Linked DNA regions of Homo sapiens: region 1 is linked to region 2. Evidence: chromatin loops called from intact Hi-C (ENCODE). Cell type or tissue: heart right ventricle. All regions are shown on one strand. Each heading gives the region's core, and the rest is flanking DNA. Links, peaks and the distances in the headings are about the cores only.

Region 1 (5,383 bases), core at 298-5,297, 91 kb after region 2:
TTGCCTCCTTCTTAAATTCTTCTTTTCTAATTTATAAGACAGCTAGAATAGGAGGGAGATACTGAGGGCTCTGGAGATTTTTATTGTCCCCTTGGGAAGAGGCTACGGGCAGAACTGGAGGAAAAGGTTCGTCGTACTCAGGGGAGAATTTCCAGTCTAGCTGTGGACACTGACCTTTGCATGTCTTTCGTCCCTCCTCCCATACTGGAAAATGAAAGGATTGTTGTGTTTATCATAACACATTTTTGGTCATTTTAGTTTAGTTTGTAATTAGACTATAATTACCTAACCCGGTTGCTTAATAATAAAGACTTCTCACCCCAGGCAGCATGGTGCAAAGGGAATTGTGCCCTCCACCCCAGGGTGGTGATCATCCCAGGTCCCTTTGGCCTTTATATTAACCTACGGTTTGAATCTTGGTCTGACCATTGAGCTGCTGTGTGACCTCAGACAAACCGCTAAACCCTTGTGAGCCTGGTTTATAATACTTGTAATGATCAAATGAGACAGTATGTGAAAATAAACAGAGTGGCTGTCACATGAAAGGTGCCCAGTAAGTATGTGCTGTATCTGAGTCCCTGACAGATACTCAGTACCCGCGAGAGCACGGTACTGTGCCAAGCAAACTAGAAATGCACACACATAGGAAAGAATAGTCTCGGGTGAGTGAATGCATTAAAAAGGTCCATGCGGTGCATTCTCAGATCCCAAAATAGTGCCCAGGACTGAGATGAGAGGTAGGGGCCCAGGAGTTTACTGAAGACAGGACCTTTTCATTGTTTTCCGTGAGAGGGTAAAACTTCACCTGCAGTGTGACAGCGGCCACATCCAAAGACTCAGAGGAGCCAGCATGAGGAGGAGGAGCTGAAAGCGGAGGGAGGTGGTTGGTGCCACTGTGTGTGTGTGTGTGTGTGTGTGTGCGCGTGTGTGTGTTTAGCCAGGAGGGAGCTGTTGGGAAATGCCACCTAAGGAATGTTTTCAAGTGCAATTCTAGCACTTCATGATGTGAAGAATAAATACGATCTCCTTTGTAGTCCCTTGAGACGGGAGGTCGCACAGTCTGGGTGGCTCTGGAGTGGCTGATTTTGGTCCTGGGCTGTTGCTCAGGCTGTGGGGAGGAGCGGTCCCAGGCAGGAATCTGAGGAAGGAGCTACAGGGACTGTGGCCCTTGGCCAGGCAGGACGGAGAGCCTGCTGTGGATTTTCTCAGCGGTTAGAGTCTCTGTTGTCTAAGCTGGGAAAACTGACCATCACTGAGGGAGAAACACTGGTGGAACACTGACAGCTTCCTCAGAAGAAACACATGTGTGCTGCGCCCAGCCTGACATCCATGCCCCAGCCTGAGCACCCATGGTCTCACTTGGTGTCACACAACATACTTCTCCTCTGTCTTCAATGTCAAACCTTTCCCATGGCGAAAATGGGCGGGGGTGGGGCAGGGGGGATATAAGCTACATTTTTCTTAGTGTGGTCAGAGTAGCATATTCTTTTTTTTTGTTGTTTGAAACGGAGTGTTGCTCTGTTACCCAGGCTGGAGTGCAATGGTGTGATCTCAGCTCACTGCAACCTCCACCTCCTGGGTTCAAGTGATTCTCCTGCTTCAGCCTCCGGAGTAGCTGGGATTACAGGCATGTGCCACCATGCCCTGCTAATTTTGTGTTTTTAGTAGAGACAGGGTTTCACCATATTGGTCACGATGGTCTCGAACTCCCAACCTCAGGTGATCTGCTTGCCTCGGCCTCCCACAGTGCTGGGATTACAGGCGTGAGCCACCATGCCTGGCCCAGAGTAGCATATTCTTGATTTGAATTTGTAGACTGGAAAGTTCAGTGTAGTCTGATGATGATGATGATAACGATGATGACAGTATCAAGCACTTGTACAGCACTTACTACTCTTTAAGCACTTTTCCAAACATGTAACATACAGTAATTCATCTCATCATTTAATCCTTACAGCATCCTTGAGGTGAGGTCTTATTGTCATTGCTCCTATTTATAGGTGAGGAAAACTGAGGCATGGAGAAAATGATTCATTTCTAAGTGGTGCAGAAGGATTTGAACCCAAGTCATCTGACTCTAGAGTCCCTCTCGTAGGCATGTGGCTACACTGCTTCTTACCATGTGTGGTATGTATTGGGTGACTCCTTTCTGGCAGGAACAAGCCCATTAGGTTTTTTTTAGGCATCTGTTTCAAAGGGTTCTTCTATATTTGTAAGCCAAACCTTTTTCTTCTGTTTCTCTCCTTCTTGCATCATTATACGATCCATAGTCCTCAGGACACACGGCCCCAGCCTCATCACAAGCAGTACATGCGACAATTTGTCCACCTGCTGTTCTGTCCCTGCCCAGGGCTGAGCACAACAGCCCACAGAGAATGCTTCTGCTGAGAGGTAGATTCTAAGGTGTGGACCCAGGATCTCTTAGGTAGTATTTTGAGACATATTTGGACAAAAGCTACTGAGGCAGTGTAGAAAATAGATACTGCTTGTCTTGAAAGCTAGGTCAAGGCAAATGTTTGTTTGTCTTTTAAAAATTATGGCAGTTAGCTGAAATTGTATTTCAACTGCTAGGAAACTAGAATGGCCAGATCTTAGAAACTGGTGGAGAGGCAGTCAGTTAATAAAAATTTCCCCGGAAGGAGTGATGGGGGAAGGAGAGAGGAGAGGGTGGGAGGAAGGAAAGGGAGGGAGCTGGCCCTTCCAGAGCAGTCATTTCCGGATTCTGTGGCCTTTCAGTGAACACAGAGGTCTTTCGAGGCCTCTCAGAGCTCTGGCTGCCTTCTCCAGTCTTTGGCTGTGGGAGGCAGCATGGGAGGAGCCTGAACTGGCCTGACAGGGGCTGTCCTTTGCCCGCAGGGCACCCGTTCACCCCCAGCTGCAGCTCATGCCATATGTTGGCAGGGCCTGTGTTTCTGTGTCTTCTTTCCCAGCTGGCCTGGGAGCTCCTGGAAGGCAGGGCCTCTGCCACCTTCTGCTCTGCATCTCAGCACTTGAGTAGAGTCTGGCATAGACTCTACTTAGATTAGAGCATGGGCTCAGTACATACTTATCAAATTCAGTTGGCATCAAGAAGCCTGGATTCAAACATTTGCTTGGTGATCGTAGGCAGTGACTTGTAATGAACTAGAATATCAGTATTTTTGAACTGTAAAACCTCTACTACATTGGATTAAATACGGGACCATGTAAAGAGGCCACATAGAGGAGGCCTTCAATCAGGGTTTCCTTCTTTTTTTTTTGGCGGTCGAGCGTAAGCAGTGTCAGATCCCCATACAGAAACCACATCCACCAGGGAGTTCCTCATTGATCCTCACCCATCCTATTAGCCAGGGACTGAAACTTCAAAAAAGAATGGATTCCCTTTTTAGAATATTGCAAAAGATCATGTCTGTTGTGGTTAAAGAATTGCCTTAAATAACATATCATTTTCACTTGAATATCCTGCAACAGGGGAACACTCGTGTTCATCCTTTCTTTCAGCATGTCCAATATACGTACAAGTTACATGGGAGGAGGCTGTATAAAGGTAGTGGTGAAACATCAGCTTGGAGGCAGCCTGGTTTTTAATAAGATGTACACAGAACTTTTATGAAGACAGACATATTCTGGGACAGAAAGCAATTTTCAAATTTAAAAAGATTCAAGCCATACAAAGTGTGTTCTTTGATTACAGTGGAATTACATTAGAAATAAGTAACAGAAAGATTATCTGGAAAATCTCCAAATCCTTAGAAACTAAATGACACATTTCTAACCCACAGTCCAAAGAAGAAATTAAAAGGGAAATTAGAAGCTATTTTAAACTGAATGAAAATAAAAGCCCATCATATCAAAATGTGTGAGATGCCACTAAAGCAATGCTTAGTGCTGCTGGGGGTGGGGGAACATATAGCAGTAAATGTCTGCATCAGGAAAGGTCTCAAAGCAATGGCCTGAGCTTCCACCTTAGGAACCAGGAAAAGAAGAGCAAATTAAACCCAAAGCAAGGTGGAGAAAGGAAATAATAAAGATAAAAGCAGAAATCAGTGAAATAGAAAACAGAAAAACATGCTGGGCACAGTGTAATTACACGCCTGTAATCCCAGCACTTTGGGAGGCCAAGGCGGGTGGATCACTTGGGGTCAGGAGTTTAAGACCAGCCTGGCCAACATGGTGAAACCCCGTCTCTACAAAAAATATAAAAAATTAGCTGGGCGTGGTGGTGCATGCCTGTAATCCCAGCTACTCGGGAGGCTGAGGGAGGAGAATCACTTGAACCTGGGAGGTGAAGGTTGCAGTGAGCCGAGATTGTGCCACTGCACTCCAGCCTGGGTGACAGAGTGAGACTCCATCTCAAAAAAAGAAGATAAAAAAAAGAAAACCAATAAAGAAAATCAGTGAAACAAAAGCCGATTCTTTGAAAAGGTCAATACAATTGATAAACTTGTAGCCATAATGATAAATGGAAATAAGGAGAGAAGACACATTACTAACATTAGGAATGAGAGAGGTGACATCACTACAGATTCTATAGATATTATGCACAAGCTTGTGCCAGTAAATCCAACAACTTAGTTGAAATAGGCCTGATATTGTTACCAGTGGAGAATGTCCAGGTTCTTCGCGTTTTGAACAAAGAATTGGACAAAACACACAAAGCAATGAAAGAATGAAGCAATGAAAGCACAGATTTGCTGAAACGAAGGTACGCCCCACAGACTGGGAGTGGGCTGGAGCAAGTGGCTCAAGAGTGCTGGTTACAGAAACCTCTAGGGGTTTCCCATTGGTTACTTGGTTAGACCCTATGTAAATGAAGTAGTGGCCTGCAACCAGTCTGATTGGTTGCAGAAGGTGACCAATCAGAGGCTGAAGTGAATTTTCAAAGTTACACCCCTGTGCAGATGAAGGCTAGGCCTGTGACCAGTCTGATTGTTTGCGGGAGAGGACCTATCAGAAGTACTTTCCATTTTTCATCTGCAATGCAGAAAGTGAGGAGGGTTGGAAAGAGAACAGCCTCTGATCCTTTTGTTACCTGAGTGTGGAAAGTTAGGGTTTTCCTTTTGATTCACTTCTAGTCAGTCTGTGCAAACCAGCCTTAGTTTCCCTGCCTCCAGACCCTATTCTCCTGCCTTAACATTGTAATATAATAAGAAATACATATTTGCTCTCTGCTCCAGGTCCTTGGCACAGAACTCCTAAAACTCTTACAATTTCCTGAGCAATCAGTTGCTATGTACATCTTTTGTTATAATATTTCATCTTTGACCGCAGTTCTTGACCCAGATCTCCTAATCTGTTGGAATTTCCTGGGTGATAGGAGTGTCTTTTGTTCTAATGAGGCATGTCTTGGTGGGCACCTAAGTGGGTGCTGGTCACCAGAAAGACCAAGCCACAGTTAGAAACT
Region 2 (5,383 bases), core at 215-5,214:
AGTCCTGCCTCTGTAGAATCCAGTTAATTTTCATTTATTTCATACTGTTTTTTTTTTCTCCATTTGGGATTTGGAAAAGATTCGAATTAATAGAAAAAGCATTGTTGAAATTAACAGTGCACCAGCATGGTTCTTTTTGTGGGAGACTAATTAGGCTTAGATTGGGAAGCTAGAAAGAGCTCTACCCACTGAGTAGCCTGATAAACAATATATTTAAAAAATACTTCAGAATAATTAGAAAAAATGGAGGTTTGATTGTTTCCTGTGTGGAACATGTAGGTTAGGTATATATTTTAAAGGGTAAACATGAGCTTGAATCTTTTCCTTGTATTGTACTTTTCTTCTTGGGTTTTAAATCTTCAACCCGTAGCAAACAGCTAGACATTTGAAAGGGAGGTTTTTGTGGTGAAATAATTCAAGATGCTCTATATGCTGCCTGCATGTCATTAACGTGGCAAGTATTTTTCTTCAAGTTGTTTGTTCAGTCATTGTAGGCTGAAGGAAGAGAAATAATTAGGTTGTTGGCAATTTGTAATCACTATGCTGGTGGTGTACCTCCATTTAATAATAAAGAAACATGGGCAAATAAGTAGCCAAATAAAGGCTTGTCTCTTTGCATCTATTTCTCTGCTGATAGTGCTCTATTTTTAGCATTGGGTTCTCTTGTTGAGTAACCTTTCTTTGTTGATAGCTTCAAGTATTTCAGCCTCTGGTTTGTGAATCAAGAAGGACGCACCCTAGCTTACAGCTCCGAACTTCATGCATACGAAGATTAGGAAATGTCCTTTTTATACTTAAAAGTGGTAATTCTTTCAAATGTTTAGCCCATGAAAGTGACACAGCCAATTTCCCAGCCTTCAAACCTCAAACCTGCCAAAGGCTTGAGTTATCTGCTGAGTTGGGGTAGAATATGAACACATCTTTAATTTCAGAAGAACTTGACCCAAGCAGGTTAGGAATCAGATGACTTGACCTTTTCAGAATAGAAAATAATCTTTTGGAGCAGTGTAAAGTGATGTATTTAGAAAGAGGAAGAGGAAAGAAGAAATACACAGAACCACTTTCTGTCTGTGTTTTTTTCTGGAAGTGTGCAGTGACTAATCAGTTTTGTATGAGAATAATGTCATAGGGGAATTTATTACCTACCTACTAGGTGACTAGGTGCTCTTCTAGGTACTTTGGGCTAATTCATTTAGTCTTCATAACAACCCTATAAAGAAGATGTTCTTTTTATCCTTGTTTAAATGTAAATAAAGAAGTGAAGACTCAGAGAGGATTAAAAGGCTGCTTCAAGCTCATGTAGCTGGTGGGTGGGTTGGGGTTGAGGATGAACCCAGTCTGGAATCTGAGTCCACTGTATACCCATGAGGCCTGTCTGTACCGTGCAAGAGAGCAAATGTAGGTCTACAAGACATCTGTCTAAATGTTTAAAACTTATGAGTTAAACTAACAACATTTGTATAAAATTTCTTCTGTCCACTGATCTTGACAGCTACATCTTCATAATGACCTTGAAGTCTAGGTTTGCATTTTGAATTCAAAATGTTACTTCCCAGAGTCATGAACTGAAATGCAGTTAGGAGACTGCCCTGGCCTGGGTTTCTTCCCTTTTGCTTCCCATCCTTGGTACAGTCCCACCTGGTAAAGGACACTGTGTCCACTCGCACGCCCAGTCTTGGTATGCACCTGCCACTCCTTGACCATGATGCCTCTGCACACACCAGTGGTGATGTCCCCCTAGGCCAGAACAGATCTGGGAGGAGCTTGTTCATGCCCTAGAAGCTACTTGGGATTTGAGAAGGGAATTCTGGGGACCCGGATCACAGACTAAAACCAAGTGGAGGGGCACTGGTTCTGGATAGATGTGTCCACTTTGTCCTAGGAAGTCTTCAGGAAGACAGGTTATGGCAGGAGTGGGGCCCGGAGATGTGGTCCCCTCTTACCCAGTCTAAGGGCAGCACTGTAAAATACCACGTCAAATAGCCTTTTGAATACGTAGATAAGTGCTTTTATTGGATTCCAAAATGATTTGTTATGTGCTTATAGTTCTTTTCCATCTCATCTTCTCTTGGGAAGGCTTATACAGGTACATTTTCAGCTAGGAATTTGATTATAATGTAACCATTAGACTAAATCTACATCTACATCCACATTTAAGGATTTCTGTTTAAAGACCTTTTTTTTTTTTTTTTAATCTCTTCCAAACCCTGGTGGGTTTTTTTTGTTTTGTTTTGTTTTTGTTTTTTTGAGATGAAGTCTTTCTCTGTGGCCTAGGCTAGAGTGCAGTGGCGCAATCTCAGCTCACTGCAACCTCCGCCTCCTGGGTTCAAACGATTCTCCTGCTTCTGCCTCCTGAGTAGCTGGGGCTGCAGATGCGTGCCACCATGCCCGGCTAATTTTTGTATTTTTAGTAGAGACAGGGTTTCACTATGTTGGCCAGGCTGGTCTCGAACTCCTGATCTCATGATCCGACTGCCTCAGCCTCCCAAAGTGCTGGGATTACAGGCATGAGCCACCGCGCCCAGCCAACCCTGGTGGTTTTTAAGAGCATTTGAAATCTGGCATAATATCTACTTTAACAAGTACTGCAAGATGACTTACTGGATAAGTCATATGAATATTTCCAAGTTTGCCCAGCATCAAGATAACATCTGTACTTCCAGTTTTGCAATTCAATTTGCTTTGGAAATAAAAACATGTTGCTAAGCTCAGATGATTGCAATGCCCGTAGCATCCTAGCCATAAACAGGCTTGTGTACCTTGGGTACTTGCTGTGTTGTTCTGACTGTCACCTTAGTAGGTCTTTCCCTTTGCTTCCAGTGTCTGCTTTTTATAAAATGGTTCCTGACTTATTATACCTTTCAGTCTTCCCTGACTCCCCATTACCCCCATTTTATAAAAACTGTCTTCTGAGAGATGGTGGTGACACAGAAAGAAATACCCTGTTGATTGCTGCCTGATACATCTGGATATATAGATTGCTGCCTGACACATGGATACAGAGAAACAGAGAGTCATAGGGTACCACTTAATCTTACTGTATGCTAAGGAAAAATATTATAAAAGTAATCTGAAACATAACGTCATTAGTGTTTAAATACCATGTTTTATTCCTCACTTTCTGAAAAATGATTTTATTTTTCTAAATTTGTTTCATAATGCATTTATGAGTTGTGACCTGCAATTTTAAAAGTACTGCTTCTGAAAGGGAGAAGCCTAAACATGTGTAATAGAGTTAGCAGACACTGGCCGAGTACTTAGCACGTACTAGGCAAGGTTCATGTAATCTTGGCAACAACTCTGAGACCCCCATTTTGTGGAGGTGGAATCAGGCACAGGGAAGTTAAGAAGTTGCCCCAGGACTCTCAGCTGGGATGTGACAGAACAAGGCTGTGGCCAGGGAGTCAGGCACACCTTAACAAATGGCCTGTCCTGCCTCCTGAGACAGGGCAGAGCCTGGCACCTATGTGAACCCCATGGTTTGCCTGTTCCCAGATGCTGCTGTTATACCTTGTAAATGGACTGTGAGTGCATGTGGAGGACACCACTGTTAGCGGGTTAGTTCTTGCACCTGGATGAGGCCTCTCCTTTTACATGCAGATCCTGGATTTCCACAGACTTTTCCAGGTACAGTATCACATCAGCCGGCTTTGCTACTTTATTAGCGCTCAAGCTGGAAGGTAGAAACTGCTACTTAGAACTCGTCTTGTGGATTGTTTGGTAAATCACCATTTGTTCAGGTATTTGAGGACAGGCTTTTAAACAACAACAAAACCCCCTGAACTCCATAAACTCAACCTGTCAACTACTAAGGAATAAATTACACATGCAAAAAGTCAGTGGATAAAGCCAGGCATGGTGGCTCTAGCCTGTAATCCCAGCACTGACGGATCGCTTGAGGCCAGGAGTTGGAGACCAGCCTGAGGAATATGATGAAACTCCGTCTCTACAAAAAATACAAAAATTAGCCAAAGATGGTGGCATGCGCTGGTGGTCCCTGCTTCTCAGGAGGCTGAGGTGGGAGGATCACCTGAGCCCGGGGAGGTTAAGGCTGCAGTGAACCAAGATCACACCACTGTACTCCAGCCTGGGCAACAGCCTGCCTCAAATAAAAAGAAAAAAAAAAGTCAGTAGATAAAAGAATTCTAAATTGCCAAAGGAAGGAAAGAAAACTGCTTAACACATTCCCTTTGGAACAGTGGTTAGGGAAATGCGGGGTGGAAGCAGTGGTTACAATGTGTGCTTTGAAGTGCGATGAACCTGAATTCACATGTGGCCCTGTCATTCAGTGGGTATATGTGATTAGGCAATTTCCTTCACCCCTCTGAGCCTCACTTTCTCCATACATATGTGTGTGTGTGTGTGTGTGTGTGTATGTGTGTGTATATTTCAGACAGTCTGACTCCTGTTGCCCAGGCTAGCTAGAGTGCAGTGGGGCTATCACGGCTCATTGCATCGTTGACCACCCAGGCTCAAGTGATCCTCCCACCTAATTTTTTTTTTTCTTTTTTTTTTTTTTTTTTTTTTTGTGGAGACAAGGTTTCACTGTGTTGGCCAGGCTGGTCTCGAATTCCTGGGCTTAAGTGATCCGTCAGCCTCAGCCTTCCAAAGTGTTGGGATTACAGGTGTGAGCCACTGCGCCCGGCTACTTTCTCTGTATGTTGAAGGAAATCATCCTGGTGCCTTTGCAGGGCTGTCAGGAGGACTGATTGGTGAGACACCAAGCATAGTACTTAGGACATAGCATGTCAGTGTTGTTATTGGAGCCACAAGCTGCCACTAACTGTTGGTTATTCTCTATGATGGAGACAGAGGAAAGGGGTGAAGAAAACAAGGTATTCACATCTATTTGGTGCAATAATTTGGAGAAGAGTATAGGGTTACTTTAGGGTCAGGGGTGTTGGTGTATGTTTGAACTTGAACATGGGCAAATATTCTCTAAACTGTTCCTCCTGTTTCTAGAGCCTTCCTCATTCTCTATGTTTTGGTGGATTTTTACATATGTGCAGGGAAGTTAGACTGTAACAACTTGAAGGCAAGGAACTGTCTTAATTTTCATCATTTAAAAGTTCATAGCGGGACACAATTCTTCAACATTTAAGCATTTGCTTGAATGAATGAAAAAGGATCAATGTTCAGCAAATGTTTAAAAGTCATTGATGTTTCTGTATCTGAACTAATTGGTGATATTCCTTTATCATAGACATGGCGAGGGCAAAAGTCAATCTGTGTTTTTGTTACTGTAGTCATATCACATTCTTGCATCCTTACAGCTTTATGTCAGTGCTGTTGGAAAATACACCTTTCTTCATTGACTTACTTGCTCCAAACAGGAACTGAAAGGTGGTAATGGTAGCCAATTGACTTTGAAGTTTAGGTTGAC

The links. Peaks named below come from ENCODE experiments on the same cell type or tissue, not always from the same donor. Only the 100,000 strongest peaks of a DNase experiment are listed, where the experiment ranks them.
Region 1: it touches region 2 in a loop (2.7-fold over the local background); 9 of 110 quality-filtered maps call a loop at or near these places.

Annotation. Positions count from the first base shown.
Region 1 is chr6:150,235,720-150,241,102 of GRCh38, forward strand. The region is part of intron 3 of PPP1R14C (protein phosphatase 1 regulatory inhibitor subunit 14C); the gene reads left to right. Among named protein-coding and RNA genes, the nearest start is that of PPP1R14C, 95 kb to the left of the region's middle. In heart right ventricle, for the core only: no CTCF peak of the experiment used is centred there; a DNase peak (open chromatin) is centred at 2,895; H3K27ac peaks cover 1,697 bases.
Region 2 is chr6:150,144,951-150,150,333 of GRCh38, forward strand. The region is part of intron 1 of PPP1R14C (protein phosphatase 1 regulatory inhibitor subunit 14C); the gene reads left to right. Among named protein-coding and RNA genes, the nearest start is that of PPP1R14C, 4.6 kb to the left of the region's middle. In heart right ventricle, for the core only: no CTCF peak of the experiment used is centred there; no DNase peak of the experiment used is centred there; H3K4me3 peaks cover 823 bases; H3K27ac peaks cover 1,193 bases; H3K27me3 peaks cover 2,688 bases.